Linked DNA regions of Homo sapiens: regions 1 and 3 are each linked to region 2. Evidence: chromatin loops called from intact Hi-C (ENCODE). Cell type or tissue: GM12878. All regions are shown on one strand. Links, peaks and the distances in the headings refer to the core of each region. The heading gives the core; the rest is flanking DNA.

Region 1 (11,056 bases), core at 3,963-6,462, 59 kb after region 2:
ATCACTGCTCTAGAGCTTTATGGATTACACCAGTTCTGCCTTTGGCCTAGAAGCAGGTTTTCTTATTCCCTGTTCAGTGATACTTGACTCACCATATGTTGCCTACCAATTTCTTACCCATCTACAAAATCAGGATTGTAAAGAAAGATATTTGTGCTGGGTTGATAATTTTAGTTGAAGGAAATAAGTCATTAGAAATACATATTTTAGATCCTGGGTCTGTCAGTACCTATGATTTGCAAAATAAGTAAATTTAACTTATTTCCAGTCTTTTGTAAAACATATTTATTTGCTCTAAAAATGTATCTGCAGTTATTTAAGTGTTTAATACATCAGACTGGGATTTTCAATTATAGCTACTTGAAAATACTGCTAACTCAGAATAATTGAGGTCGGATCCAGTGTAAATTTTGGGGAAGCATGACTTACAGAATTAAATTAAAAATATATGCAGTTTAACTTCAGATGTACGTAGTGATATGAACTGTCTCCAAGAAGAGTCATCTTTATATCTGAATAAAGCTTATTTGTAATGCATATATTAAGTGGTGTTATGTAAATCAATGCTTTTAAGATAATTTAAAAACTGCTTGAAAATAATATGCAAAATTTGACCAAACATTTCCTTGCAAATCTTGTTATAGTCTTAATTTATTTTTGCTGGTTTACTTCACAGATAAATTTAGAATTGAACTTTAGTCTAGTAGGGACATGCCATTATCTCATTTCCAATTATTGGATCTGGATTAATGAGTGAGTATGCCCATGGGGCTGAACTATTTAGTATTAAGCAGAAACATTTTTATACCATGACACTGAGAACCAGGTTACAAGTCTAGTATTCCTGTGACTTTTTTAAACACAGAAGAAAAAGTTTCCTAGACAAGGATTATGCGATGTATTTTAGTCAACTTTCTCATCAAATGTGTTGTTGGGAGTCACGGGAGACCAGGTAAAATAATGTAGATGACTCAGTGAAGGATACTTGTTGCTAAGAGGAAATAAATAAATATAAGATGATGAGTGGGTAAGTCAGAAATACCTTTTCTGTGTGGGAAAAATATATGCTATTGTTATTACTATTCATTTGTATAATAAAAGTGCCTGTTAATGTTTATCTGTGTCTTTCTTAAAAGCAAATTAAAATTAGTTCAGTAAATATTATGTAAAATCTGTTATTCCTAAAGTCCTTATTTCTGAGAAACTACATGAAAATACCTTATAAAAATTTTTCATGTCTCCTATGGTCATCCAAATTTATGTAAAGATAATAGTTTTGGTAATTACTCTACAAAGATTAAAATTTAGTTGGTGATTTCCCTGCTGCCTCTTATTTTCCTCAGTAAAAATTTATGTTTTACTATAAGATGATACTGATTTTTATGGTATATTGTTTGGTAACTGTTGAATTCAATTTCTTGGTTCCCTTTGACTTTGTCCTCATGTATTCCTCAGTGGCGCACACGTGCACACATGCACACAAATACATCATTATGTCTCTGTAATAAGAGGTGTATTATATTTTCCTATTTGACAAAATGGAGTATAATGGTTATAATAGCAGCTTACTTTTGATAAGCGTACTAACTGGTACATAGTAAATACATACTGTGCATGCATTATGTCATTTATATCCACACAGTCACCTTCAAATTCAGTACAATTTGTATTCCCGTTTTACAGATGAGAAAGCATATTTTGGTGAACTCAACCAAGGTTACATGACTAGTAAATTTTAAATGAGATTTAATTTCAGTACTTACTAACCATTATGCATTGCTAAATTTGAACATTACTTTAAAATATAACTTCTAAAGTGTTCATATTAGAAACCTATAAATATACATAGATTTGTCTCCTCTCTTACGAAGAACACATGAAGGAAAGAAAGATATTAATTTGGTGGCTTATCATATGCCAGACATAGATATAGATGCTTGTATGTATGGCATTTAATCCTTATCTGTGAGGTAGGTCTTTTTATGCCTTTCTATAGATTTAAATTAAAGGTTCAGTTTAGTAACTTGCTCGAGGTTATACAGAATGTGGCAGAACTAATATCTGACCCCATAGTGCTTATAACTGGTAAATAAACAACTTGGATTAGGTCACTTTCTCAAGTGTACTGGAGACTAATTGCTCCAAGATAAAAGGCAGATAGACTGTTACCTACTAGTAAATGTAAAGAGGAAATGTCATTTCTCTTCTTTCTCCATTGTCTTTATGCTATTAAGTATGTTAGAATTTGTATATAGCAATCTAGAAATTTTGAAAACTTCCCCTCTTAATCCTAGAATGGATAATAAAATTGTTTCCTAATTTATGTACACAATCATGGTTCACACTAGTCAAACAGTTCACCAAGGGCTTGTTGTTAGTATTGTCTTAATGAAGTGCCTTTTTTTTTTTTTTTTTTTTTTTTTTTTGAGACAGAGTCTCGCGGTGTTGCCAGGCTGGAGTGCAGTGGTGCAATCTCGGCTCACCACAACCTCCGCCTCCCAGGTTCAAGTGATCCTCCTGCCTCAGCCCCTCGAGTAGCTGGGACTACAGGCGTGTGCCATCACACCCAGCTAATTTTTGTATTTTTAGTAGAGACGGGGTTTCACCATGTTGGCCAGGACGGTTTTGATCTCTTGACCTTGTGATCCGCCCACCTTGGCCTCCCAAAGTGCTGGGATTACAGGCATGAGCCACTGCACCCAACCTTAATGAAGGCTTTTTATACACTAGTGATGTTATGAAAGAAATAAAATACAAGGTTTTCGAAGTTTTGTGATTGGTTGAGAAATCTACTTAAACACATCAAAATAATTCAGCATATGATTAAGTTGTAGACTGAGTGGTTAGCAGTATAAGTCCCTGAGGTCTTTCAAACTGAGTATTTATGTAATTACTCATTAACATCTCCCACAAACCTCTTTTGCTTGTATTTACTTTCTTGGATGGTGCTGTCCCTGTCTACCCCAATTCCCCAAGTTAGAAATATCATAGTCCTCTTCCACCCCTTCTTTACCTCCATAGTCAGCCTATCACCAAATCGTATAGAATTGTTTTCCTTCCTAATTCCTAAGTCCGCTCAGTTCTATCTTTGTGTTATGCACATTGCTGCTAGTTTAGTTCATTCCTTGACTAGAGAATGGTAGTAAGTAATCTCCTTAGCTAATTAATCTGCCTCTGACTTTTCTGTACTCTGGGCCATATTCTGTCTTTTGCTGAGTTGTTACCAAACATAAACCTGGTTATGTCACTACCCTAATTAAAAACCTTGTGGATTGTTCCTTTTTATTGGTTTATATAAAATCCTATTTTCAATCTGAAGTATAAGCCCTTCATCTTTATATCTTATGTCAACTTAGACCTCCAGCTTCATCTCCCATTACTTTTCCCCTTATGATGTCTTTCATCGCAGCTAACCAACCCACTTCCTCTTCAAGATTATGTTGTGCTCCTTCAGGTCTCCTTGGCTTTATTCACATGCTGTCTTTTGTACAGTGCCTCTTGCCTTATCCACTGTCTCCCCCAACATAGTTTTACTGCAAATCCCAAATCAGGTGTCACTTCTTATCAAATCATCCTGGCCATCCTCAATTTTCCCCTTCTTAGTTAATGATGCACTCATTTAACTTTTATGATCATATAAGATGGTTGTTTTTTTACTTCTAGTGTCAGTCACCAAGATTATCAAGTTCTTGCTTTGTTTTCTTTTGCATCTTCAAATCTAGCTCAAGCCATAACTAAGACCATGACCTTTACTAAGGGTCATACAAACCTGAATTGAAGTAAGGGCTCTGCAACCAAAAGAAATGGAGTACATTTTGCGTGGAGACAGAGGAAGTTTTAAAAAGGATCATGGGCAATGGCAATTCTAGATGTTTTTTACATCCTGCTTGGCCAGAATTAAGCAGATAATACCTGAATATACGAGAAGGCCAAATTGGGAGATGTAGAAATTGTTAACCAATATTTTTACCAAGTGCCTTGATAAATGTTTGTGTTTGTGCCACACAGGCACTAGGGGTACAAAGATGAATAAGAAAGGAACTCTGCCTTTGAAGAAATTTAGAGTGACTAGGGGAGAAAGACATGTAAATAAATGTATAAGGTCATCTAGAGTATTCATTTAATGAAGTAATTGTAAAGAACAGCAAGCAACCACTTAGGATGAGAATACCTCCTTTGGCAGAATGGCCCTAAGTCCAAAGTGATACCTTAGCTAAATTTTAAGTTATGAGTTGGAATTCTACAATTGCATAAGATGGTAAGGGCTTCCTAGACTAAGAGAACAGCATGTGCAAAGACACGAGTTACAAAAGCAGCAAAACTAGAGAAACCATTGTTTGTGAGATCTCATACATAGAGTTGTTTATTTTAGAAAGCCTCACAAAGAAGCCTCTAGTAAGATACTGTAGATAATTCCCAACTTAAATATGCTGTCTTGAAACAATCCTCTTATATCAATTTATTCATTGTTCTTTCCCTTTGAAGTCTAAGGTGGATAGGGGCATAAACTTTGGTGATGATTAATTTAAGTTCAGATCCTGAAACATTCTGTCTCTGTAAAGCATCATTTTACCTGTTCAAAAAAAGGTTACTAACTACCTCCTTCTCATGGTTTTTGGAAGATTCAGAGGGATAATGCATACAAAGTTGTTGACACAATGCCTGGTCCGTCTCAGTAGGACTCGAGAAATGTTAACATATATTAAGGCTCCTGATAGGCCTTTTTTGGTTTCCCACCCATTTATTTAAGAAATTGTTTTTTAAATGCTTACTACTTATTAGGTGCTGGAATTATGAAGATGAGTAAACACAACATCTGCCTTTGAAGAATTTATAGTTTAGTGAGGATATGCACATACCTATGTTGAAAATCAACAATAATAATACAACCTGGCAAATGCTTTAGTGGAGAGTTTTGTGAGAAAATAAGAACTGAGAAAAGAAGCCGCCAAATCTATTTTTGGACATTAGCAAAGTCTTCTTCAGGGAGCACTGACCTGAAGAATGAAGAGCAGTTTGCTGTTTTGGAGTTGGAGAGTAGAGAAGAGTAAGGCTTTCCAGGAATGAGGAAGAACATATTCAAAAGGAGGGTCAAGGTAACATGACTTGTTCAGTAAAAGACAAATGATAAGAAAACCACTAAAAGAGAAAAGAATGGAGTAGAAAACAGAGGACTGAATGTACTCAGGGGAAACTCTGTGGTTGAAAAGTCCCCCAGAAGGCCTAAAGTTACTACTTTGCTCCCTTGAGAAAAGAAGTGAATAAATTTCCTAGGGTGGGTATGAGATAAGCCTCTCTGTGAAAAATTGCCCTGTCTCATCCTGGGATGTTGGAATAGTCTAGTCCACTCTTCTTACATGAATTCTTGTGTACTCCCAGAAAGTACTGCAGTGCTCAAAGGGTGAGGCAGGAGGAGCAAAGAAATAGAATTTCATTAGTGATGTTAGTGTCTGAGAAGTGGTGCCAGCAAGAGTCATATTGACCACATTGTGGGAAATGGTAAAAAAGAAGCATTTTCCTGTGGTTGCTGGGAGTTTCTGGTAACATGTGATGGATTGACTGGACTGTAGCTTGACTAGACAGTGGCATCAACCTGTGTATTCACTGGTTCTCAGCTGCCCAGTGATTGTACCCAGAAACTGGACATCACCTTAGCTCTTTAGAAGCTAGAAATCTTGTGGCAAGTGGATTTCGTGCACCATCCATTCTTCACTTTGCTTTGAACCAAGGGAGGAATTTGGATAGCACTAGAAATTTATGGAAATCTGTCAGTGGGAGCTAGCCATAGAATAATTGTTATGCTGTGGTTTTGCACTCCAGCTGTATTTCTAGCTAGTTAGGACTATGGCAATATCTTTTGAACAAGAAAGCAAACAGGAAAAATAACTGAAATTTGTTGAGTAATTACTGTTTACCTAGTACTGTAGTACTTGCTTTCTGTGGGGGAGAAGGGTGGCTTTCATTTTTTATTGAGGTAAAATCCACATAGCATGAAATTTACAATTTAAATCATTTTAGAGCATGCAATTCCTTGGTTTTCAGCATATTCACATTTTTGTGGAGCCATCACCAAATCTAATTCCAGAATATTTCTATCTCCCTGAAAAGAAACCCTATACCTGTTAGCAGTAACTTCCAAGTACCTCCCTCCTTCCCATATCGTCTGGCAACTTCTAGTCTACTTTCTAACTATATAGATTTGCTTATTCTGGACATTTCATATAAATGAATTTATATAATATGTGGCCTTTTGTGTCTGGCTTCTTTCACTTGAATAAGGTTTCATTCATATGCTAATGTGCATCAGTACTTCAATCTCCTTTATGGCTAAGTAATTTTTCATATGAGGATGTACCACATTTTGTTTATCCATTCATCAGTATTTGGTGATGGACATCTGGGTTGCTTTCACTTTTTGGTTATGGATAATGCTGCTGTAAACATTTGTGTACAAGTTTTTGTGTTAACATATATTTTAACACATTCCTAGGAATGTAATTGCTGGGTCTCATGGTGACTCTATGTTTAACATCCAAGGAACTACCAAACTGTTTTTCAAAGTAGCTGCACCATTTTCATTAGCATACGAGGGTTCCAGTTTCTCAGCTTCCTTACCAACACTTGTTGTGTCTTTTTTGTTACAGCCATCAAGTGAGGTTGAAATTTTATCTCATTTGGTTTTGATTTGCCTTTACTGATGGCTAACGATGTTCCAAATGTTTTCATGTGCTTATTAGCCATTTGCATACCTTCTTTAGAGAAATGTTTATTCAAATCCTTTTCCATTTTAGAGAAATGATTATTCAAATCCTTTTCCACTTTTTCGTGTTTGCCTTTTCATTATCTTTTTATTATTGAATTGTAAGAGTTCTTTATACATTTTGGATACTAGACCCTTATCATATATGATTGCAATATTTTCTCCCATTCTGTGTGCTGTCTTTTCACTCTCTATAATGTCATTTGATCCACAAAAATTTTGTCTCAATAATTTTTTTCTTTTGTTACTTTAACTTTTGGTGTTAATTTAATAGATTATTGCCTATTCCAAGGTTATGAAAATTTACATTATATCTTGAAGAGACTATATCCCCCCATTGAATTGCCCTAGCACTCCTGTCAAAAATCTGTTAATCAAAGACATGTGGGTGTATTTCAGGCTTTCAGTAATATCCTGTTGGTCTGTACGTCTCTCCTTATATCAATACTACACTGTTTTGATTACTGTAGCTTTGTGTAGTAAGTTTTGAAATCAAGAAGTGTGTTTCCTTACTATAGTTTTTTTGTTTCTTGATTTTTCTAAGATTGTTTTAGCTATTCAGGGTTCCTTATATTTTCATATGAATTTTAAAATCAGCTTGTCCCTTTCTGAAAATGAAAAATAGACTGTTGAAATTTTAGTAGGAGATTGTATTGAGTCTGTGGATCAGTTTGGGAATTATTGCCATCTTAACAGTAGTAACTCTTCCAGTCCATGAACAGTATGTCTTTTCATTTCTGTACATTTCCTTTAATTTTTTAAACAGTGTTTTGTAGTTTTCAGTGGACAAGTCTTACACTTCTTGGCTAAATTTATTCTTAAGTATTTTATTCCATTTAATGCTATTGTAAACAGAATTGTTTTCTTAATTTCATTTTTGGTTTGTTCATTGCTAGTTTTTAGAAATACAACTGCTTTTTGCATATTAATTTTGTATTCTGCATTTTTGCAGACCTTATTAGCTCTAAAATATTTTAGTGGATTCTTCCGGGTTTTTTATACATAAGATTATGTCATCTGCAAATAGAAATAGTTTTACTTCTAATCTGGATGTCTTTTCATTTCTGTTTTTCTTTTTTTTTTTTCGCCCAGTTTCCCTGGCTGGAATGCTTAGTACAATATTGAATAGAAGAGGTGTGAGCAGACATCCTTTTCTTGTTCCTGATTACTTAGGGGAAAGCTTTTACTGTCTTACCATTATGTTAGTTTTGAGGTTTTCACAGATGTTCTGTCAGGCTGAGGAAATTTCCTTCTGTTCTGTTTGTTGAGTGTGTGTGTGTGTGTGTGTGTGTGTGTGTGTGTGTGTGTGTGTTGTCATGAAAGGATGTTATATTTTGTCATATGCTTTTTCTGCATTTGTTGAGATGATCATATGGTTTAATATAATCACAATTATGATATAATAATTCTTCTAGATTAAATTTTATAGTATTTTGTTGAGTATTCTTGAATTTATATTTATAAGAGCTATTGATCTATAGTTTTCTTGGGATTTCTTTGGCTTTTGTGTCAAGATATGCTGGTCTTACAGTATGAGTTAAGGAGTATTCTTTCCTCTTCTGTTTTTTTAAAGAGCTTGATAAGGACTGACATTAATTTTTCTTGAATGGTAGAATTCGCCAGTGAAGCCATCTAGTCCTGGGCTTTTTATTTCTATAAGGTCAGTAGTGACATTCTTGTTATCATTCCTAATTTTACCCTTCTCTCTTTTTTTTCTTGGGTAGTCTAGCTAAAGGTTTGTAAATTTTGTTGATTATTTTAAAGAACAAACTTTTGCTTTTGTGGGTTTATTTTTCTCTTTTGTTCTAGCCTCAGTTTTGTTATCTCTGTTGTAATGTTTATTTTCTTATGGTATAAGACTGTTATTGAGTTTTTTTTTTTTTTTTTTTTTGAGATGGAGTCTCACTCTTGTAGCCCAGGCTGGAGTGCAATGGTGCAATCTTGGCTCACTGCAACCTCTGCCTCCCAGGTTCAAGCAATTCCCCTGCCTCAGCCTCCTGAGTTGCTGGGATTACAGGCATGTGACACCACACCCAGCTAATTGTGTATTTTCAGTAGAGATGGGGTTTCTCTGTGTTGGTCAGGCTGGTCTCGAACTCTCGATCTCAGGTGATCCACCTGCCTTGGCCTCCCAAAGTGCTGGTGTTACAGGCCTGAGACACCATGCCCAGCAGAGATCTTTTTTATTGTGGGCATTTACAGCTATAAATTTCCCTCTTAGCACTGCTTTTTCTGCATACTATAAGTTTTCATATGTTATGTTTTCGTCTTAATTTATCTCAAAGTATATCTAACTTTCCTTCTGATTTGTTCTTTGACCTATTGATTATTTAGGAGTATGTTGTTGAATTTCCACATATTCATGAATTTTCCAAATTTCCTTCTATTAAATTCTCATTTCATTCCATACAGTCTGATAAACCCACTTTGTTTGGTTTCAAACTTTAAAAAATATATCGGTGTTTGTTTTCTATGCCATAAACATGTGACTTATCCTGGAAAATGCTGTGTATTTACTTTAGAAGAATGTGTATTCTGTCACTTGAGTCCAGGAGGCAGAAGTTGCAATGAGCCAATATCACATTACTGCACTCCAACCTGGGCGACAGACCCAAGAGTTCGTCTCAAAAAAAAAAAAAAAAAAAAGAGAGAGACAATGTGTATTCTACTTGGGGTGGAGTCTCCTATAGATGTCTATTAGTTTCTAGGATTGTTCAAGCCTTCTTTTTTCTTGCTCATCTTCTATTTAGATTTGTATGTTCATTATCAAAAGTGTAGTGTTGAAGATGCCAACTGTTATTGTTGAACTGTCTATTTCTCCTGCAATTCTGTGAGTTTTTGCTTTATGTATCTTGGGGCTGTATTGTTAGGTGCACATATGTTGATAACTGTTATATCTTCTTATTGAATTGACCCGTTTTTCATTATATGATGCACTTTTCTTTCATGACAGCTGTGTCTCAGTAGCACTGTTTTTACAAAATACTTTAGCATTTACATTTAAAGTTTTTTATTGCCTAATATTTAATACAAAATAAAATACACAACATGGTAAATTTTGAAGCTTAATAATAAAATAAATATCTATGAACCTGTAATACCATAATAATGAGAATATAAACATTTTATTATTCTGTGTTGCTCTCTTATCCTATCTGCTTGACTCCTCCCAGAGGTAACTACTAATGTGAATTTTGGGTTTAATCATCTCTTGCTTTTTAAAAAATAGTTATATAGTCTATTTATCTTTAACAGTATATTTAGTTTGGCCTGGTTATAAAATTTATACAAAGGAACTTACACCATATGCATTCTCTGGCTTATTTCACCCAGTATTATATTATTTGAGATTCATACATATGTTGGTGTTGGTGTGTGTACTTATAGTTTGCTCATGTTCATTGATTTGAAGCATTCTATTTAAATGTATTATAATTTATTTATCCATCCTACTAGTGATGGGTATTTGAGTTATTTCAAGTTTATTTATTTGCTGTTAGGAATACTGATCCAATGAAGTTTTTTTCTTTTCTCTTTTTTTCTTTGTATCATTTTATCTTTCTTTCTTTTTTTCTTTTTTTTTTTTTCTATGACAGGGTTTTGCTTTGTCATCCTGGCCAGAGTGCAGTGGCACAATCACAGCTCACTGCAACCTCGACCTCCTGGGCTCAAGTGATTCTCCCACCTCAGCCTGCTGAGTAGCTGGGACTACAGGTGGGCGCCACTACACCTGGCTTATTTTTAGTTTTTGTAGAGACAAGGCCTCCCTATGTTGCTCAGGCTGGTCTCAAACTCCTAAGCTCAAGGCGATCCTCCTGCCATGGCCTCCCAAAGTGCTGGGATTACAGACATGAGCCACTGTGCCCAGCGTGATCCAATGAACTTCTTTGATTATGTATAAATTCTCTTAGTTCATATGTTCAAGAATTACTCTGAGGCTACACTACTACAACAGTAGCCACTAGCCATACATCACGACTTACATTTAAATTTTATTTGATTTAAATGAAATTTTAAAAGTTAGTTATTTATCTCTTTTATTTGTGCTTAACAGCCCACATATGACAGTGGACATAGAGGACAACGCAGATATAGAACATTTCTTTTATCACAGTAAGTTCTTTGGATAACACTGCTCTAGAACAATACTTTCTAAAATGTGTCCCATGAATCACAGTGGTGATCCGTAAGCTGTCACTGGTCTGCAACAAAATAAGTACAAATATGGAGACTTTTTAGAACATTTTATGGCAACTTCACGTTGCTGCAACATCCAAGTACATGATCACTTTTACA
Region 2 (11,056 bases), core at 4,811-7,310:
ATTAGAAACCAAAAGAGATAGACAGAAATTACCTGTTTAGTTACACCCAGTGTGCCTAACCTGTCTTGTCTCCCCTTCTACCTCCTCCACCTCTTCTACCCCTAGGCAACAAGATCAACCCCTCCTCTTCCTCCTCAGCCTACTCAACAGGAAGACAAGTAGGATGCAGACCTTTACAATGAGCCACTTCAACTTAATGAATAGTAAATATATTTTCTATATATAGTAGATATATTTTCTAAATATCTTTTCTTTACCTTACTTTATTATAATAATACAATATATAATACATACATAAAATATATATTAATTGACTATGTTACCAGCAAGGCTTCCAGTCAAGTAGGCTATTAACAGTTAAGTTTTTGGGGAGGCAAAAGTTATATGCAGATTTTCAACTGCTTTTGGTAGGGAGGGGGTGTTTCGACCCCTAACCCTTACATTGTTCAAGAGTCAACTGCGTATGGAGGAAATTCTCATTACTGCAGTTCCAGAGCACTACTATACATCAGAGAGCTACTGACCATTTTAAATTTACTTCTGTATTGACAAAGGACAAAAATTATAGGAATTGTAAAAATGTGTCATCTAAAGCTGTCTGCTCTCTAAATTGCCTATGTGCATTTCCCCATGACAGTAAGTCCCCTACAATCTATACCTTTACAAAGGAAGGGATGAATTCTGAAATATATTCACTGACCACTACTTACTGTATCTGTATTTGAAATTTTATAGTTACATGCTAACTAAAGCAGGATGACTAAATAATCTCAAGACTCAATCACATGTATATTCATACTCCCATTTTTCAACTGAGGTGGCTTATTTATTGTAATTCTCCATTCCTATGCTTTCCAAGGGTTGCTTGTTGATAAATTCTAAAAATTATGAAGTACATCCTTTACTGCTCTTGAGGTTTCATGAGTACTTATAACTCTTCTTTCTCATGATGCCTTCCTCAGATCCAAACCCTCACTCAGAGCCTCTTTGTCTACCACACTGATTCTGCATAATGTATTTTAGACTAACTCTGTTTGGCCAACAATAATGATAACTATTCAGTAAACTCTCTGTTTTTTTTGTTTTTTTGTTTTTTTGAGACAGAGTCTCGCTCTGTTGCCCAGGCTGGAGTGCAGTGGCGCTATCTCGGCTCACTGCAAGCTCCACCTCCCGGGTTCACACCATTCTCCTCCCTCAGCCTCCTGAGTAGCTGGGACTACAGGCGCCTGCCACCATGCCCGGCTAATTTTTTGTATTTTTAGTAGAGACGGGGTTTCACCATGTTAGCCAGGATAGTCTCGATTTCCTGACCTCGTGATCCGCCTGCCTCGGCCTCCCAAGGTGCTGGGATTACAGGCGTGAGCCACCGTGCCCAGCCTTAGTAAACTCTCTTAACATCTAAAGACAGAATTAGAAAATAGCTGACACTAACAACTTATTCCTACATATAGCTCAATAGCCATTCAGATGTCAAATGTTTTCCTACCTTAGAAATAGAACATAAAAGCCCTCCATTTAGTTTGCACAACTAACTTAAGCTCCTCATCTTAGGTTAGTTCTAATCACTGTTTTTTAGACTAACATAATCCTAAACTTTGTGGGAGAAGCAACCTGGATGAACTCCTGGTGACAGTCCTTCATGTCAAATTTGAAGTTTGGTCAATTTACCAAATACCTCTCTGCTTGCTGACTAGCAATGGTATACAATGACCTGCCCAAGATGACATAGCTTACTTAACAGCAGCAGTAGCTGTTAGGTCTATTGACTCCCAATCAGAGGTTGGTTAGTCTCAACTGGCATGAAAAAAAACCCTGCAAACATCAGAAAGTTCATCAAAATCATCACTGGGCTTTTCTTTAGGAGACAAAACATAGCAGAGGAATACATTCTGAAAGAACACGGTTATTATAACAGATGTTCAATACCAACAATTCACTTCTCTTTGAATGTCTATGTGTACAATTTGTATTTTTTTCTGTACACATCTTTATTTTTAAGATCATAAACTTTCTTCCCATCGCTAAAAAGGAATACATGTTTCGTACAGAAACTCTGGAATTTTAATTAGGAATTGTGCAGATAAAATGGTAAAAAATGGAATCAGAGAATCTTTCTCCTCTAATAAAACAAAACAAAAAACTGTTAAACAGAAATACTTTAGCAGTAACTAAACAAAGAGACAAGTTAATAATAAACAAGCCTAGAAAATTCTACAGGAGTTCTCCATAGTTCCTAACTTTAACCTCACTCTTAAAAGCTATACTTGCATCAATAAAATCTCCTAAACTCTCATCAATGTATCAAATATGAAAAGAAGAAAACTGATAAAAACTGTAATTCAATTATTAAATTTCAAGCCTAAAAAAAAGAATTCACTGGGACTCAGCCTGAAAAACACCTACAAGGGAGAAAAAAATGCTAAAATATGGTGTCATAATATCTACAAAGTTCTGAGAGAGAGACCAAGACTCATACCTAGCAAAGATGTCACTCACATATAAAGGTAACAGGTATAGCCTTATCAAATAAGAATGAACTTATTTAGTACACAGAGCCAATAAAGCCTTGTGTGGAGTGTGTGTGTTGCAGGAGGATATGGGGAACTCAATGACAAAATCCAGCCAACTAAAGCATAATTAAAAACACAATTTTATACAGACACACACACACATACACACACACACACACACACACACTAGTGACCTTTGAATCCACTAAAATAAAAAACTAAAACCAAAAAAAGGTAAATAATTATAGTAGCAGGTGGAAACATAAGTCGTTACACAGTGAAAATAATCATTCAACAAAAAAATGAAAAAAAAGTGGCATGAATGCATACGGTTGCTAATTTCATTCTTCAGAGTAGAAAGAAAATGTCTAAACTTAAAACATGAAGTGTAAAAAAGGAACTTAAAACTATTTTTTTTTTAGACCCAGGGTCTCACTGTATTGCACAAGCTGGATTTGAATTCCTGGGCTCAAGAGATCCTTCCGTCTCAGCCTCCTAAGTAGCTGGGTCAACACCTTGAGCAGCTTGAAACTTTTTTTAACCTAAGATTGAGATCTTTAAAAAAAAAAAAATCTCTTGGGTTTAATAAATATCTAAAGTCCAGCAATTCCTATAATTTTTATTAGGTTAAAAATGTGGCCTGCCTACACACACACATACTTTTTCAACCAAAATGGGCTCTATTTCATAATATTTGTCATTTAAAAGAACAAGAACTTTCCATATATAGATATATATATGTGTGTGTGTGTGTGTATATATATACACACACACACACACACACAAAAAGTAACATATTTTAAATTATTTTTTCTACAGCTACCATAAGGTAAAAAACAAAAATAAGAATTAGTGGATCAAATTGTTTAAGAAAAAGAACCATGTACCTCAGCTGGATAATCAAAAGTACTCTAGTATTATGAGCATCTTACTAGTAATTACGACGCCAGGAGCTGTAACACTGTGTACCCAAAAAAAAGCATTTAAGGAGAAAACAGGTGTGAACATGTCCGATTTATTTAGTTTCAAAGTTGTCCAAGCACAGGTCAAAGAGGTAACAACAAACAATTTTTCCTATCTTTCATATAAATGGTCAGTAAGGTGGCTGGTGCAAAATAACCCTCTGGAATAAGAAAGTATTGTAGGCTGGGCACAGTGGCTCCCACCTGTAATCCCAGCACTTTGGGAGGCCGAGGCGGGCAGATCATGAGGTGAGGAGATCGAGACCATCCTGGCTAACATGATGAAACCCCATCTCTACTAAAAATACAAAAAATTAGCCAGGTGTGGTGGCCGGCGCCTATAGTCCCAGCTACTTGGGAGGCTTAGGCAGGAGAATGGTGTGAACCCGGGAGGCGGAGCTTGCAGTGAGCCAAGATAGAGCCACTGCACTCCAGCCTGGGCAACAGAGCGAGACTCTGTCTCAAAAAAAAAAAAAAAAGAAAGTATTGTAATATGTTTACCTATAAATATCTATCCAAAAAATAAGAGCTAAATTAAACTTAACTAATATTTAATATATACATTGACAAATTTTACTTGGTCTCTGTATCAGCAGGTCAAGTCATGTTACTCAACCCAGACGCCCTAAGGAAAGGGAAGAGTTCAAGATCAATAACAAGAAGGGGTTCCGAGTGGCACCATCACATATTCATTTACTGTCAGCTCATTAATACACAATGTAGGTATATGAATCCAGTTTGGAGACATTACTGAATCCAGCTGACTTACTGAATTTTTTTTTTTTTTTGAGACAGAATCTCGCTCTGTCGCCCTGGTGGGAGTGCAAGGTTGCAATCTTGGCTCACTGCAACCTCCGCCTCCTGGGTTCAAGCTATTCTCCTGCCTCAGGAGATAGGAGCTGGGATTACAGGCATGTGCCACCATGCCTGGCTAATTTTTGCATTTTTAGTAGAGATGGGGGTTTCACCATGTTGGCCAGGCTGGTCTCGAACTCCTGACCTCAAGTGATCCACCCACCTTGGCCTCAGTTGGGATTACAGGCCTGAATCACCACGCCCAGCCTCACTTGCTGAATTTAAAGATGTTATTATTTTTAAAATGTAAGTGAAATAATCTCAGCTGTTCCAACTGCAGCTTTTTCCTGGAATGAAAAATGGCTGCCTGTCAACAGCATGCTGCTTAGTAAATAAAAAACAAAAAGCAAAAAAAAAAAAAAGATTTACTTCATCTGGAATTTTAAAATAAAAGTAGGAAAGAAACTGCTTTTTAGAAGAAATTTGTGTTATAGGGCATTTTGAAAATGTTTCCAACACTGATTTTATAGCCAAAAATTAGGTGTTACCTATAAAAATTCTCATATCTATACACTTAAAACATTTATAAACATAACTTTTTATTCTATTCACAAATATTTCTGTAAATAATGTAAGTTTTATATGTGTTGACCTAAAAGGAAAGAAGTTGAGGCAAAATTAATAACATACATAGAGAGTTCATTTGAGCCAAGCTTGAGGGTTGCAACCAAGGAGCATAAATTCAAGTTGCCCTGAATATGCTCATTAGCAGCAGTAACAAGTAGATTTTTAAAGAGAAAAAGAAAAATAAAAAGGCACGCTCTGAGTTGTTCACCAAGAATCTACATTAAAATAACAAACTATCCATTGGCTACAGAGTGGCAGGGGGTAGGGAGTTGGGGTGGAGTATGGGGGCATAACTGAAGTCCCATACTACTCACATCTCTCTGGGCCTGCATACCTCAGAGCTCAGACTGTTCTGAGCATTTTTTGTTTTCTCATACCCATTTGTTAAAAATATAAAAACATACCACTTTTCGGCTGGGCGCAGTGGCTCACACCTGTTATACCAGCACTTTGGGAGACTGAGGTGGGCAGATCACTTGAGGTCAGGAGTTTGAGACGAGCCTGGCCAACATGGTGAAACTCCATCTCTACTAAAAATACAAAAATTAGCCAGGTGTGGTGGCACGTGCCTGTAATCCCAGCTACTCAGGAGACTTGAGGCAGGAGAACTGCTTGAACCCAGGAGGCGGAGGTTGCAGTGAGCCAAGATCGCCAACACTGCACTCCCACCAGGGCAATAGGGCGAGACTCATCTCAAAAACAACAACAATAGGAACAACAACAACAAGAAACAAAAACCATGCACCACTTTCCAAGAACACTAATTTATATCAAGTTTTTCTTAGTTTGGAATAAGAACTAACACATCAAGAGAAGATGAAATTGGCTAACAACTCCTACAAAAACCTTGGTAAAATTAGTGGATGAGACTAGAAAATATAATTCAAAAATACACAAATGATCATGTATTATTTTCTCTAATACCCTTACTTTGAGGCAAAACCTTACAGCTCCAGCAGATGGGGGCATTACTTTGTGAAAAGAACTCTTAGTAAATTAAAAAGATGTTTAATACTGCTTTCTTTCCAGATGGTGGCAGAAGAAAACACCGAAAACAATACCACTACCCCACTCCCTTTATTAGAAAAAAGTTAAAATACAAATTCTATTACTGTTTACCTAGGACCTAACTTCACACGGCTGACATTTCTCAAAGATAGGTAAGTATGGACAAAATTTCAGAACTTTGCCTCTCTTCAGTTCGATAAAATGTTCTTGATTTGCTAGCTAAACAGTCAAATAACGTAAAATGAAAGGTATTTTAGGAGAAATTTGAAGGTGGTTTCCATGTTTTGTTACTGTCCTTTGAGATGAAACTGAGGCAAGAAAAATACATTTAAGCTGTTTTTCAGTCCATCAGAATTAGTTTTCATTCTTTTTTCTCCCCCAGTTGGATTGTTTGTACAGAGGTAAAGATTAAAATAGAGTTAAAAGAATGGTTGAGTGTGGGGAGAAATAAGGGCCAATACTGATATATATTCCAAGTTAGAAAATAAGTAAACTCTGTTAGTTCTTCCTAAAGAGATCAGCTCAAAAATGCTATCTATATCAAGTTGGGGCACAGCCTCTGGTGAGATGTTTCCTTGAGTTCTCCAGAGCTGAAGAATAATTCCACACAAATCAACTTTTGGACCACAGGTGAATAAACCATGGTAATTACTGACAGTTTTGTAAAATCTTTTTTTCCTCCTCATTTGTTGCCAGTGAATATTAAAAGGACACAATTTACTTAAGGACACATTCAGATTAAATGATTCCAAGGTTTGATAACCTTTAGTTAAGTAATATGATGCCATGATATTTTCTCATTGATATTAAAATGAAGAAAAATATTTTATAATGTCTTGGTACTTAAACTGATTAAATAATTGAAAAGGCTTGCAATTCTCCAGAAAAGCCATGTTCTCTCTAACCTCTGAATTTCAGTAATCTTCACTAGTACATGGCAGTATGTCTGGAATCATATATACACAGACACACACAACCACACATACATATATATACACACATATGAATATAAACGTATATACATATATATCTTTTTTTTTTTTTTTTGAGCTGGACTTTCACTCTGTCGCCTGGCTGGAGTGCAGTGGCACCATCTCAGCTCACTGCAACCTCCACCTCCAGGGTTCAAGCGATTCTCCTGCCTCAGCCTCCTGAGTAGCTGGGATTACAGGCATGCGCCACCACGCTCGGCTAATTTTTGTATTTTTAGTAGAGATGGGGTTTCACCATATTGGCCAGGCTGGTCTCGAACTCCTGACCTGGTGATCCGCCCACCTCAGCCTCCCAAAGTGCTGCTGGGATTACAGGCGTGAGCCACTGCACCCCATACATATATATCTTTTAATAAGTGTACTTACTTTATAAAGTACCTATTAGAGCCTTGATATTCATGAATAAGCCAATAAAGTTGTTTTCAAGAACATGGGAGGTAAATAGTTATGAAATAAACAACCCCCAGAAGGATAATCAGAGAGTTAATACTATGATATGTTCAGTAAAGAAAGACATTTAGAAATTACTACAGTTGGCCGGGCATGGTGGCTCACACCTGTAATCCCAGCACTTTGGGAGGCTGAGGCGGGTGGATCACCTGAGTTCAGGAGTTTGAGACCAGACTAGACAACATGGTGAAACCCCGTCTCTACTAAAAATACAAAATTAGCCAGGTGTCGTGGTGCGTACCTGTAATCCCAGATACTCGGGAAGCTGAGACAGGAGAATCGCTTGAACCGGGGAGGCGGAGGCTGCAGTAAGCGGAGATTGCACCACTGCACTCCAACCAGGGCAAGACAGAGCAAGACTCCGTCTCACAAAATGAAAAAAAGACATTACTACAGTTGTTTTGATTATTAACCATGGAATACACCTTGTAAATGATACAAAGTATCAATTCTGCAGTAGTGTTGATGAATGAATAAAAAAGAAATACTAGTTGGAGGACTTCTTTAAAGTATACGTCTTAAAATGCATTTACTTCTGAATTATATAGGCTAACAAAAGAACTAACACAAATTTGCAACGTATTTAGAAATCCTTTAGAAGCTTTGGAAATGCATTATATGATCTTACTGGCACTGACATAACTACATCTTAAATATTATAGTGATCAACAGTAGTCTATGTTCTCTGAGCACATGGAAGTAGGCTACCTTCAGGATTTAAGCTTGTGAATCCAAGCTAATGTGTTTAATTGGATGGATAAATAGTATAAGGGCGACAGACACTTGAATCAACGAAAACTTTTTTTTGTTTTTGGTTTAAGAGATGGGGCTTCCCTCTGTCAACTAGGGCAGTGGCACGATAATAGCTCACTGAAGTCATGAACTCCTGGCCTCAAGCAATCCTCCTGACTCAGCCTCCTAAATAGCTGGGATTACAAGTGTGAGGTACTGCCCCTGACAAAAATATCATTTTTGTGAAGGATGGTTGCATTATATGGGACACAAGATTTAAGACTAGGGCACTAAAATTGGTGGGTGAGAAGGCACATGTAGACAAATTTTCCTTGAAAAGCCCCAAACTACACATAAATTACAGAACTGTACTTTCTTGCAATATCAATTACTTCAGGGTATATGTTCATTTGAGAAGAATAATGAATAGAATACTGTCCACTATTCAAATAAATTTTTCCTTTGCCACGTTTACAGACTTGAGTTTACTTAAATGTAAGTATGATACTGCTAGGGCTAAGGAAATGATACTCCAAAATAAAGTCCTCCAAAGCAGCTCTCTCTGACCATCTCCTAACTTCCTGTCTCTGGCCTCTCATTCTCCTGAGGCTAGCCACTGAAACTACCATCCCTCGTCCCCAAGGTAGTCCACAGAAACCAGAACTCCCTTTCCCCAAAGCCAGCCACAGAACCTAAATATATTACTCTAATGTTCCCTGCCCTCATCTTTCTGTGTAAAAACTAACTATAAAGACATATCTGACCTATTCTGTTTGATTGTAGGTCATAGGATCCCCATTCCAGAAAGGGTGCTGTTCCATACCCGGAAGGAAAGAATGCTGCACAGAGAGGCCAAGAAGAATCTATACAGACAGGCAGGCCTTGCTGGGTTTCCCCACTCAGTATATGGCTGTCCAGACTTTGCTGAACCTAAGCATACCAATGGGCAGTTTTCTCCTATATCTTTAGGTCTTTATTCTGAAGGCTCCCATGTCACGTAACACCAAGATCAAATAAAATCATATGCCCTTTCTCCTATTAATCTGCCTTTTTTCAGCTGATTTTCAAAGAACCTTCAGAGGCTGAAAGGGAAGTTTTTTCTTGGCCCCTACAATATGCTACAACTCCAGTAAGTTAATTAGTAAATATTAAACTATTTTTGGAAGGAAAAAAAACTGAAAATAACATTGCTTTAGAGATAAATTATTTAAGAATTGCTAGAAATTACCCTAGAAATTATCCTAGAAAAATCTTAAAATTTTCCCTAAAAACTTTTAGGAATAATACATTGTTTCTAATGAGACCCTTCAGCTTATGCAAAAAGCACAGGAGACTAAATTCTAGAGTCAACGAAACGATATTCTCCAATTCTGTTTTGCTAATGAATATGTTGTCCATCCCCCCATCAGCATGCTTAGGTAATCTTGCAAGGATAAATGGAAATGTCAGTTGACATTTACAATGAAATAGGATTTTTAGACAGTTGTGCTTTTTGGGTGGGAAAAGGAGAGCTAAAAATTAGGGGGTTGGGGGCTTAAAAAAGACAGCATTATATGGCTTAGAACTTTGGTACCCTACCTTCATCCTTTTCTGCAATCCCTTTTACTCCCCAAAGTTAAAAGGCTATCAATGGGACAATAATTGATGATCAACTATGAAGAAATAGGCTCAAATACACTGTTTTATTATATTTTTATCATTCTTTATATACCTTTTCTCATCATTCTTTGTCCCAATAGTATGCTATGATTATGCACGTAGAAAATCCCAAAATAACAACAAAATCACTGGAACTAATAAACTACTGTAGAAAGGTTGCAGGATACAAGGTTAATATACAAATTGTCAACTTCCTTCCTATGTATCAGTAATGAACAACTGAAATTAGAAATTAAAATAATACCATATACATTAGCAACAACAACAAAAAACATTCACCAAAAATGTAGATATAAATCTAACAAAATATGTACAAGATCTCTATGAGGATCACTATAAAACTCTGATTCAAGAAATCAAAGAAAGTCTAAATAAATGAGATCATTCAAGAGTAGAAAAAAATTCGTATTGTTAAATGTCAGTTCTTCCAACCTTGATCTATAAATTCAATGCAATCCCAATCAAAATTCTGGATAGTTATTTTGTGGATATGACAAACTGATTTTAAAGTATACACAGAAAGACCCAGGAGAACCAACACGATACCGAAGGAGAACAAAGTTGGAGGACAAAACCTACCCAACTTCAAGACATTATAAAACTATACTAATCAATACAGTGTGATAATGGTGAAAGAACAGACAAATCAAGGGAACAAAACAGAGCCCAGAAATAGGCCCACATAAACATAGTCAGCTGGTCTTTTACGAATAAGCAAAGGCAATTCAATGGAGAAAAGAACAATCTTTGCAACAAATGGTAATGGAAAAACTAGACATACACATGCCAAAACATGAATTGACACAGACCTTACAAGTTTCACACACAAAAAATCTAAAAATGGATCACAGACCTAAATATAAAATGCAAAACTATAAAACTCCAAAAATGGCCGAGCACAGTGGCTCACGCCTCTAATCCCAGCACTCTGGGACACCAAGGCAGGTGGATCACCTGAGGTCAGGAGTTCGAAACCAGCCCGACCAACATGGTGAAACCCTGTCTCTACTAAAAATACAAAAATTAGCTGGGCATTGTGGCAGGCTCCTGTAATCCCAGCTACTTGGTGACAGGTGAAGCCAGCTGGACTTCCTGGGTCGAGTGGGGACTTGGACAACTTTTCTGTCTAGCTAGAGGACTGTAAATGCACCAATCAGCACTCAATAAAAAAACGCACCACTCAGCGCTCTGTGGATTAAAGGATTGTAAATGCACCAATCAGCACTCTATAAAAACGCACCAATCAGCGCTCTGTGTCTAAAGGACTGTAAATGCACCAATCAGCACTCTGTAAAAATGCACCACTCAGCATTCTGTGTCT
Region 3 (11,056 bases), core at 5,648-8,147, 120 kb after region 2:
CGGCTCCAACTACGTTGCTACTTACTGACTGATCCTTCTGTTATTTTGCTTTCCATCAAAGTCTTTTTTTCTCTTCAGGGTAGCATATACTCTAACACTGGGGTTGCATTTCTAACAGATCAAAATTAATCTGATTGAAAACATTGCAGCTTTGAAAATATTTTAATATTTACTGTAGTGTCTCCTGGGTAAATATTTCTGGGGCCATAGAAAAGTTAAGATAAAAGTAGTGGTATGAGATACTCTCTCCGAAGCTCATCACTGATAGAGGGAGAGCCAGGACTGTGGCCTTAGTTTAGGGAACCTTTCCAGGAAGCAACGCAACCTGTTGATGTTGCGATACATGCTACATGCTAAGTAGGCAAATTGGTGCATATGGTTTTGAAACAGCCTCAGAATTCAGTGAAGTGCCCTTTCTTTGTTCTAGACCAGAGATATACCCACCTTTTCCATCCCATCATAGATCCCCTGGATTTTTTCATACAGTTTCTAGCCATACAGTGCATAGAAAACTCAAATAAGATGGATGTGATTTTCTTAAAAAATTTCATTATATTTTAGTCAAAAATGAATCTCTGAAGTTTTATTTCAAATTAAATAAAGGTATCTGTGCCAGAGCTAGGAGAATAATTTAAAAATATTATATAATTCATATTATTAAAACTTGTTTTGGGCATTATTCAGTAGTAAATTTAAATTCCTACTCCTTAGGAAATAATTTTTATAGCAAGTACCATGCTTGACCAAGGCAGTATGGCATATGTGTGCATGATGAGGCTGTGAGAATATGAGATTTTGCAGCATTAACCTGAGTACCCTACTCTTCCCTTTCCCCTGACTAACTCTAATTTATTCTTCAATAAACAGCTTAGAAGTCATCCTTTCAGGAGATAATCTTTGATCTCTTCATTTAAGATTAGGTATATCTCCCCTGGGAACATCTGTAGTGCCCTGTGCTTGCTTCTGTCATGGTACATCTGTTTATTCTCTCCCCCTCACTGGACCATAAGACTGTTTGTTGTAAGCTGACTGTTTTTCATCTTGTATCCTTAGCAGCTAATCTTGTACCTGATACTTGGTAGGTACTAACATCTTTGTTCATGAGATGCATACATGAAAAAAATGAACATGAATAGATTTACAGGTATTTTGTGAAGCACAAATTCATAGAAGATGGTGTTTGCAGAGGAAAAGGCCTGAATTTGTTACCCATGAAACACTAAACCAGTGTCTTTATTATGCTTATTTGTCCCAACCTGCAATATTATTTTTGTTCCTTTGGATCTTTAACCTATTGCATTAAACAAAAAATGATTGTCATTTAAGTTAAGTTTTACAACTTTGTCAGTAATGTTTTAACACCCAATCTTAACAGTTTAAAAAATGAGTGTTTAAAAATTTTCAGCATTCTCGATTTGCAGTTGTATTGTTAATTTTCTTCCCAAAGAATGTGGCCTTAGTTAGTGCATGCCAGTAGCAAATTAGATTTGCCTTATCATGAAAACTTGACTTTTGGGTGGACTCTTTGGAATATGTCTTTGTTTAGAGTTATGGGCTTTCTGATTTAAACCTAAAATTGGGTGAATAATATTTTCAATTTTTGTGACACTTTCATGTTTACAAATTGCCTTCATTTGAGTATTACATTAAAAAGTAATACTCAAATAATAAGCTCATGAGATATTTAATGCTTGTGAGTTAATATAATAGGATATTATAATATCCCATTTTTTGAATAAATAAATGAAGAATTATAGAGGTTAAATAACATCCTAAATTGTACAGCTAGTCTTGGAATTTTATCTGTGGGTAGATATTTACTGTTGAGCCCATTTCTTTCATAGTATTATTCAGATTTTTCTATTTCGTCTTGAGTCAGTTTCAGTAAGCTGTATTTTTCTAGGAATTTGTCCATTTCATCTATGTTTTCAAATATATTGGCATGAATTTCTTTTAATATTTTCTTATTATCTGTTTAATGTCTGCAGCATCTATAGTTATATAGTTAGATTATAACGTTTCTTTCTTTTTTTTTTTTTTTGAGACAGAACCTCACTCTGCTGCACAGGCTAGAGTTGAAAAGCTCAATCTCAGTTCACTGCAACCTCTGCCTCCCAGGTTCAAGTGATCCTCCAGCCTTAGCTTCTCAAGTAGCTGGGACTACAGGCATGTGCCATCACACTGGGCTAATTTTTATATTTTTAGTAGAGATGGGGTTTCACCATGTTGGTCAGGTTGGTCTCGAACTCCTGACCTCAAGTAATCTGCCCGGATCGGCCTCCCAGTGTGCTGGGATTGCAGGCATGAGCCACCACGCCCGGCAAGTTATATAGTTTCTCATGTTAGCAATTTGTATGTGCCTGCCTCGTTTCTTCCTTGTTCCTTACTGCTTTTTGTAAATCTCTCCAAAAGTTTGTCAGTTTTTTAAGACTTTTTTCAGGGCCCGCTTTTAGCTTTCTTGTCAGTTTCATTTTATTTTTATTTTCTATATCATTAATTTATCTTATTTTGATTATGTCTTTTCCTTTGTTTCATTTTGTTTTTCTTATTAAACCTATTCTATTCAATTCTCCGATTAGTAACTTTCATCCTTCTTTTCCATATGAAGCATTTACGGCTATAAAATTAAAATTCTCATCAAATATTGCTTTTGCTATATACAACAAAATTGTATTTAGATTTTTGTTTTCATTTTGAGATTTTTAGAAGTGTGCTGCTTATTTTGAAAACAATTGGATTATTTCTAGTTATATTTTTGTTAATAAATTCTAACTTAATCTCATTATTATTAGAAAATATGGTTTATATGTCAATTATTTGAAAATTGTTCAGTTTTACTTTTTTGTCCTAGTACATAATCAAGTTCTGCATATGTTTCATTTTGGAAACATACTTAAAAATAATGTGTATTCTACAACTGTTGATGCAGTTTTATATATATGTCCTTTATATAAGGATAATTGTTGTTCAGATCTTCTGTATTATGGAATTGTCTTCTTTACCTTTCAATTACTGACCTACATTAAATATCTTCCATTTTGGGGTGTTCGTGTAGTTCTTGTTAAATTTTGCTTTAGGTATTTTGAAGTGATGTTATTATTTACATACAAGTAAATAAATGAAATCTTTTATCATTTTTAATGATACTCATATCTAGGAATGCCTTTTTCCTTAGAGTATATTTGCCTTAGACTAATAATAATATAGTTTTTGCTAATAGTTTTCATGAAAATCTTTTTCTACTTTATACTTTATGTTATGTAATTGTCTCTTGAAAAGAAAAACATATAACTAATTTTAAAAATCCAACCTGACAATTTTTATTTTTTGCTGTATCATGATACATTTATATTTATTGTATTTGCTGTTATATTTGAATTTATTTCCACCACTTTGTGTTTTTATTTTCCTATTATTTTTTACTTTTTTCTCCTTTATTGCCTTCTTTTTGTATTACTCAGTATTCTTATTATCATTTGTTTTCCCTTCTACTAGTTTGGAATTCATGCAGTCTATTTGTAGGTGGTTACTCAAGAAATGGTATCATGTGTACTTTTCAATTTATGTGCATACTTTTACTATCTAACCAAACAAAACAAAGGCCTTAATGCAGAATATTTTTATTACATTTTTCCAATTTATAGATTTCTGTTTTATTCATTTAATTTTGTCATTTTAACAATGTAATAAATAATTATTGTTTTATAACATTTATATTCCTTAGGTTTACTCACATATTTATCATATTTTTTCTTGTCATTCCTTTGGCATTACAGATCTTCTATCTGTTATTATTGTCCTTTTGCCTGGAAGGATATCAACTTATCCTACTTACTCTATCTGGTATTTTAGTTGTTTTAAGTGGTATTCATCCAATAATATCCTGTGAGGATATTAGAGTAGTAAAACCTCTCAATCCTTATTTATCTCCAAATGACCTTATTTCACTGTGATTCTTAGAAGTTATTTTGAGGGGGCATAGAATTTTAGGCTGTGAATGAACTTCTTTTAGTGTGTTGAAGATATTATTTTAGTGTCTTCGGGCTTCTACTATTTCTTTTGAAAACTCATTAGTCTTTCAGTCCTTTGAATGTTTCCCTTTGAGATCTTTTACTTTTCCTTGATTTTCTGCAGTTTCACTATGGTGTGTACAGTGTGTATTCTTTTTTATTTATCCCAGTTGGGATTCATTGGGTTTCTTGACTGTTTGAATTGAGTTTTTTTTTATCAGATATGAAAATTATTTCTCCCAGTATAGCCTCTACCTTCTCTCTTTGCTAGCAATCCAACTTAGATATATTTTACATCTTGTCATGTTATTTTTCATGCCTCTTCCTCTCGAGACTATATTTGGTATAATTTTTTATTTCTCCTTTCCAGTTTTCTAATTCTCTTTTCAGCTATATTGAAGTTGCTGTTTAACTTATTCATTGACTTTTTTGCTTTAATTATCATGCTTTGCATTTTTAGAAATTTTTTTTTGAGTTCATGGTTATTTTTGCATTATTTCTTGAAATATATGAAACAGTTATATTGTATGTATAGTGTGTAGTAATTCTAATACCTCCATCTTCTTAGGATTGATTCTGTCACATATTTTTGTTTGTATGTTTTACATATAATGTCTTATTTTTAAATGAATTTAAATGATTTTTTATATCATGAACTACTCATTTTTTTAACTTTACATGTGAAGAGAATGTTTCTGTTTCTGTTAGATGCCTGAGAACAGTATTAGTACAATACTATTAATGTAGGATCACTTTAAATTGTTAGCTTGAGGTTTTGTGGATCAAATGAGTAGTGAGGATTCAAACTACAGACTTCAATGAAGGCTCTCTTGTGGTTACAAATTCTCAGAGAAGATTTATATTTCCTCTCCCCCGAGTTCCAAACTTCTGTACAGCCAATTTTCCTTGCATTTCCTTAGGGAAAAGGGTTGGGGGTGGGTGGGAAAGTGAGTACTGTGTCATAGTGCTTTAAAAGCATAGTCTCTAGACACAGAGTATCAGAATTTGCATTTTGGATCTAATACAAATTAATACTAATCTAATACTAATTAATACTAATTTACCATGAGCAAATTATTTAACCTTTCTGTGCTTCACTGTCTTGACCTCTAAGGTGAGGATTATAATGGTACCTTTTTTATAATTTTTGTGAAGATTAAACGAGTTGATATCTTTGACACACTGAAAATGCGGTAAGCTCTATAAATGTTTGCTACTGTTATTATGATCAATGTGGTGTGTCTAGTTTATGCTTACACTAAGTAGCCTTTTGTGGTCCCAGCATTATGGATGGTCGGCTATTGGGTTGTCCCACCTTCTGAAGCAAGAAAAAAAGAAAAAAAAAAAAAAGCTAACGCTCAAGTTCAGCTGATTCAGCAAATATTCTCAAGGTGAAAAACGATTTAAGTGCTTGCCGTACCACTTTCAGTACCAGTCTTAACTTAATCTTGTCCTCAGCATTTCTTTTTTTGCTAGCTCCTGGGTACATTTAAGAGTTTTTGTTTGTTTGTTTGTTTTACTCTATCTGGTATTTTAATTGTTTTAAGTGGTACTCATGTTACAGGACATAGAAGTCTATCATACAGCTTGTAAATGCCAAAAGTAAGGCTAAAATCCCAACCGATTATGAACATGTGCTTCAAAAAATAGCTGGACAAAGAACATATGTAGACACTTCCTAAAGAAGAAATGTTGCATGGGCATTACATTTGCAAAGTCACTGGTAATACCAAAACAATACCATTTTCTTATCAAATTAGGGAAAAAAGGATGGAAGGGATGGAGGGAGGGAAACAGAATTTGAAACCCATTATTGAACATTCAAGAATTCAAATGCCTTCGTATCTTTTACTAACAAGAATGCTAATTGCAATAGCTCCTATGCAAAGCAGTTTGGCAATGTATGTCCAAATTGTTAACATACTTATATTTGGCCAGGTGTGGTGACTCATGCCTATAATCTCAGCACTTTGGGAGGCTGAGGTGGGAGGATCACTTGAGGCCAGGAGGTGGAGGCTGCCGTGAGCCATGTTTGCACCGCTGTACCCTAGCCTGGGCAACAGAGTGAGACTCTGTCTCAAAGAGAAAAAAAATTATATTTGTGACATAGATTTCAAATCTAAGAATTTATAAAAATAGATAATGTGCAAAGCTTTAGCAACAATATGGTCATTGCATCACTTTATAGAAAATTAGAATTTTGGAAACATAATTATTTCATCATAAGAGAATGGGTTGATTTGACTATTAAATAGCCATGATATATAGCAATTTTAAAAGATGTCTTTGAAGGATAGGTATGCCATGGAAGAAAGTGCATGATAATTTGTCTACTAGAAAAAGAGATGATTGCAAATGAAAATATACAAATGATCAAAAATTTTTTAAAAGCCACGATTATATATAACCATAATTAAAGAGTTAAAAGTATCCAAGCTCATCAAATTGTGTACATTTAAAATATGCAGTTTTGTGTATATCAGTTATAACTCAATAAAGCTGTAGGTTTTTGTTTAAATGGTTACAAGTAACACCTCTTGGGAAAGTGGCTTGGGATGATTTTCAAAACATTCTCATTTTGCTTATTTGTATTTTCTACAATGATCTGAACATTATTAAAAATAGATAACATACCATTTAATAAATTCCTCAATAAGTTATATGGTTAAAATTATTTTGTATCTATATTTTATAATCTGCCACTTTCTTGGCATGTTCTAAGTACTTTTCCATGTTTCTTCATGGTTTTGGAATTATCCCCCGATGACCACATCATATTCTATTTCTTAAAGTACTAAAGTTAATATATTTTCACCATTGGTGTAAATATTTACTTTGTTGTCATTTACTATGAATAGCATATCAATTAAAATAATTCTGAAGATAATAGTAACAGTTACAATTTACTAAGTGCCTTTTTGTTGCTCCACAAAAGTTATCACATTTAATTCTTGGAATAATTCTATGAGTTAGATATTATTAGCCTCTTATTAAAAATGGTGACACTGAGATTCAAAGATGCAAGTGATTGATTAGAGCTAGTGAGACGTTGAGCCAGAATTCAGTCTAGGTTTGTCTTATTGTTTCTTGATTTGTCTAAATCTTTTCTGGTAGTATTTCTAAAACTGTTTTGTGATTGTTGACAGGAAATGTGGTCAGGAATGAAAGTTAGTTTGCATTAATTCTCTTTTCAGGTTCTTATCTGTATTTCCAAATGTTTAAGACTTGTCTTTTCCTTTAGAGTATTGTTATTAAGACTGATACCTTTCAGATTCTCATCTTGTGCATCAGAGCTCCCCTGTTGAATCTCTAGAAGCTTTTAAGATCTTTTTCCTTAGTGTTGTATTCTTTCTTAATGATACACCTTCTTTTTTCTATTTTCATCCTTTGGCCTGGAAATTAAGTAAACTTCTTCCATTTGGGAATTGTTCCTGTTTGTTTTTTTTTAATATACTTTCTTGTCTTCTCATTTTGTTTGTGGTGTTGTTGCTGCAGGATCGTTTTTTAGCTCTCATCTTATTTGGATGCTGGTCCTCTCAGGCTGGTCCTCTAATTGTCTTACCTTTTTCTTTTTTTTCCTATGGTTGATTTCTCTATTGTTTTAGTTCTACCCTGTAAGAGACTTCTTTAGCTTTGTCTTCTAACCCTCTTTTTATAAATTTATGCTATTTTTATCATTTCTCATGAATCTTTCTTGTTCTCTGAGTTTCATTTCTATAGCTTCTGATTCTTGTTTCCTGGATACAACAGTTTCTTATTTCTATGAGGTTTTTATTTTAAAATTTTTTTGAAGTTTCTTCTGTTCTCCAAATTTAATCGGGGGATATTTTGGCTTCTGTTTTCAATTAGTTCATTATTTTTTAATGTAAGGACATGCTCAAAAACTGAGGAGACATGTCCAAAGGACACAGAAGCTAGTTTAAAGGGGATTCCCTCTGGAATATACTTACTAATTAAAAAGGAAAAGGTACCTTTAAAATAGAGAAATCTGGCAGATATTGTCTTAGCCAGAAGACTAAATTTCACAGCACCAATAAAGCACAGCCTGATATCCTGTGCCTTCAACTGTGGTAAACTCCAGAAGGAAAAGATGCCACTTTTGTTTCTGCCAATAATGTTTAGCCTAAGTCTAACCACGGGGAATTTACCAGACACATTCAAACTGAGGAACAGTCTGCAAAACTACTGACCTGCACTCTTCCAAAATGTTAGTGATGTGAAAAACCAAACAAGATTGTAGAATTGCTGTAGGTGAAAGGAGAATGAGAGTGAATTATCCTAAATTGAAAGGAAAAAAAAGCAAAAACAACAAAAGGTTGTCTAGGACACTTTGCAGGCAAATGGAAAAATGCAAATATAGATTATAGATTATATCACATTAAACATAAATGTTAAATGTCCTGAATTTATCATTATATTATCACTATTATATGTGAGAATATCATTGTTCTTAGGAGATATCTACTGAAGTATATATTTTCACAGTGTGTGCAACTAATTATCAAATGGTTCAGCAAAAATTATAGTATATATACAGATACACAGAGGTCCCACTTTGTCTGTGGGGGTAAGTTCCAAGGTCCCAGTGGATGCCTGAAACCACTGATAGTTCCAAACCCTATATATACTATGTTTTTTTCTATATGTACATACCTATAAGTTTAATTTATAAATTAGAGACACAGATTAACACAAATAATTAACAGTAAAATAGAACAATTATAACAATATGCTGTTATAAAAGTTATATGAATGTGGTCTATCTCTCTCAAAATATTTTATTGAACCATACTCACCTATTTTTGGGCTGCAGTTGACTGCAGGAAACTGAAACCATGGAAAAGGAGCAACAACTGTACATATACACAAACACATACCCAGAAATAAGGGAAGGCAAATGTGACTAGAGCCTAGAAATTGCTTAAACGAGATGAAAAGTAAATGTTCTGTGGGAATACTGTTATTGGAACTTTTCTTAGGTTTGAAATTTTTCAAAGAATTTATAGTTCTCCTAGCCTATATAAGAAATTATGTGAATATGTGTTTGTGTACGCACACATGCATTTTTGAGAACATTTAGGGTATTTACTAATATCCTATTTCCCAAGGAATCTCCTCAGCATATGTACATTTTATTAGTAGTTCTGCTCTGTCATAAATATCCTAAACTAAAATGTTCTGTTCTTCTCTATAAAATTATACCATTTATAAGGTTTCTTGAAATGTTTTCCTAAAATGGCCTAACAAACCTTTGTACCAAATACTTTATACTTGGTGCAAAACGAACGTCTTTATGAATTTTTAACACTTTGCAAAGTAACATAAGCATGAGGAATTATCACATGAGCCTCTTTGCAGTTCATGGTTTACAGTACTTAATACAAATAGTCTTAGGTGCTATTTCTTCTCCCAACAAATTTAGTTTTAAATGCTTATTGTTGAATCATTATTTCATTTGTTACCCAATTATACTTACATTTTATTTAAATCTAATTCCCACCATATTCTGTTAATGGCTTGTCCATCTCATTTGGTCTACTATGGTGCTGAAATTGGAAAAAAAAAAATTCAATCTGGACTCAGAAATCCCAGGAGTCCTGTTCTGGCACTTACTACTTCTAAAACTCAGGCACCTGTTTGATCATCTAAAAATCTCATTGGCCAGGCATGGTGGCTCATGCCCGTAATCCCAGTACTTTGAAAAGCTGAAGAAGGAGGATTGCGTGAAGCCAGGGGTTTGAGTTTGAGTTCGAGACCAACTTGGGCAACAAAGTAAGACCCTGTCTCTTAAATAAATAAATCAATGAATAAATAAATATCTCATTAGACCAGTTACACAGATAGCAATCACCAGTATTACTTCTACTTTAGCGTACAGTGAGTCAGCCATGCCCCTCATTATTATGTGGCTTCTACAGCTATTCACTGACAAGCTATGGCTAAAAGCTTGCTGCTTTTATCACACAAACTCCTAATACTTGAGGTGCAGTTGGGGTTATAAATAGGTGGTATGACCTGCAGTTTCTTCTTACCCTTTGTAATAATTCATTCTATGATCTAGTGATCAATGCTTCCTTTTTGTTCATAAAGTTAAACTTTTGTGTAACATTAGGTGCATTGTGTTTCATCTCCTGGGAATATTACCTTGTCAAAAACTTTTTTTTTAACAGTACTTACTCTCTAACTTATACTATTGATATTTTTGGCATTTACTGTTAACAGATTCCAATCTTGCTCACTAAAATGTTGTTGACATCCCCAGTTTTGTTGGAGGACTAGAAGATAGAGGAGCTTAAAATAACATGTGTAGAGAAATGATTTCATTGCTTCTTCTGTTCCAGAGGAATGTGAGTAGTCTCAATATACCTTAGTCTGTTATAAACAGCTAATTTTCAGTATGAAAGCAGTTGTTAGGAAAAGTTAATCAGTAGGACAGAATGCTGAAACTGGAAAATGATGTGCCCATCACTTTGCCTTTCAACTCCATTTTTTTTCCTCTTTGTAAATAATCTGAATTATGTCTACTAAGTGGTTAACATAACACACAAGTTTGATTCTTTTATATTTTTAAACTAATTTTCTGTTACAAAGTAATATCTTTTTTAGAAAACATAGAAGAAAAAGAGGAAATAAAAATCACATGCAGAGATAATCATTTTAGCCCTCATTCTTCCAGATTTTTGAGGGATTTTTATTTTTTTAATTAGTTTATGTTATATTGTTACCTGATTCTTTTCATCAACAGTATATTGTGAACATCTTTCTAGGTCATTTAATTTTCTTTTGCACTGTTATTGGCTGTATAATATTGTATATTTGGCTGTATAATATTGTGTAGTTTTTCCATGATTATTTAAACAGCTTCCCATTATTGGTTCAAATATTTTATATACTAGTGCTCTGATTACATTGATGAAATAAATCTTTGGACACAATTTCTTTTGAATAAAAAATACAGTTGCTAGGTAAAGAGTATTCCCATGGCCAGGCATGGTGGCTCACACCTGTAATCCCAGCACTTTTGGGAGGCCAAGGCAGGCGGGATC

What was found. Peaks named below come from ENCODE experiments on the same cell type or tissue, not always from the same donor. Only the 100,000 strongest peaks of a DNase experiment are listed, where the experiment ranks them.
Region 1: it touches region 2 in a loop (4-fold over the local background); 1 of 110 quality-filtered maps calls a loop at or near these places.
Region 3: a loop joins it to region 2, with 2.3 times the contacts of the local background. A loop is called at or near these places in 1 of 110 quality-filtered maps.

What each region holds. Positions count from the first base shown.
Region 1 is chr2:148,043,577-148,054,632 of GRCh38, forward strand. All of the region lies in intron 1 of MBD5 (methyl-CpG binding domain protein 5), which reads left to right. The region is part of intron 1 of LOC105373673 (a long non-coding RNA gene); the gene reads right to left. Among named protein-coding and RNA genes, the nearest start is that of MBD5, 28 kb to the left of the region's middle. RefSeq lists an enhancer at 4,892-4,981. In GM12878, for the core only: no CTCF peak of the experiment used is centred there; a DNase peak (open chromatin) is centred at 5,395; H3K4me3 peaks cover 545 bases; H3K27ac peaks cover 2,500 bases.
Region 2 is chr2:147,984,118-147,995,173 of GRCh38, forward strand. All of the region lies in intron 1 of ORC4 (origin recognition complex subunit 4), which reads right to left. LOC105373674 (a long non-coding RNA gene) reads left to right here. Exons shown (of 5, transcript XR_007087258.1): 2 at 106-203; 3 at 4,066-4,191; 4 at 5,924-6,054; 5 at 8,860-9,118. Among named protein-coding and RNA genes, the nearest start is that of ORC4, 31 kb to the right of the region's middle. In GM12878, for the core only: a CTCF peak has its summit at 5,897 (motif pointing right); a DNase peak (open chromatin) is centred at 5,914.
Region 3 is chr2:148,103,196-148,114,251 of GRCh38, forward strand. All of the region lies in intron 1 of MBD5 (methyl-CpG binding domain protein 5), which reads left to right. Among named protein-coding and RNA genes, the nearest start is that of MBD5, 88 kb to the left of the region's middle. In GM12878, for the core only: no CTCF peak of the experiment used is centred there; a DNase peak (open chromatin) is centred at 7,176.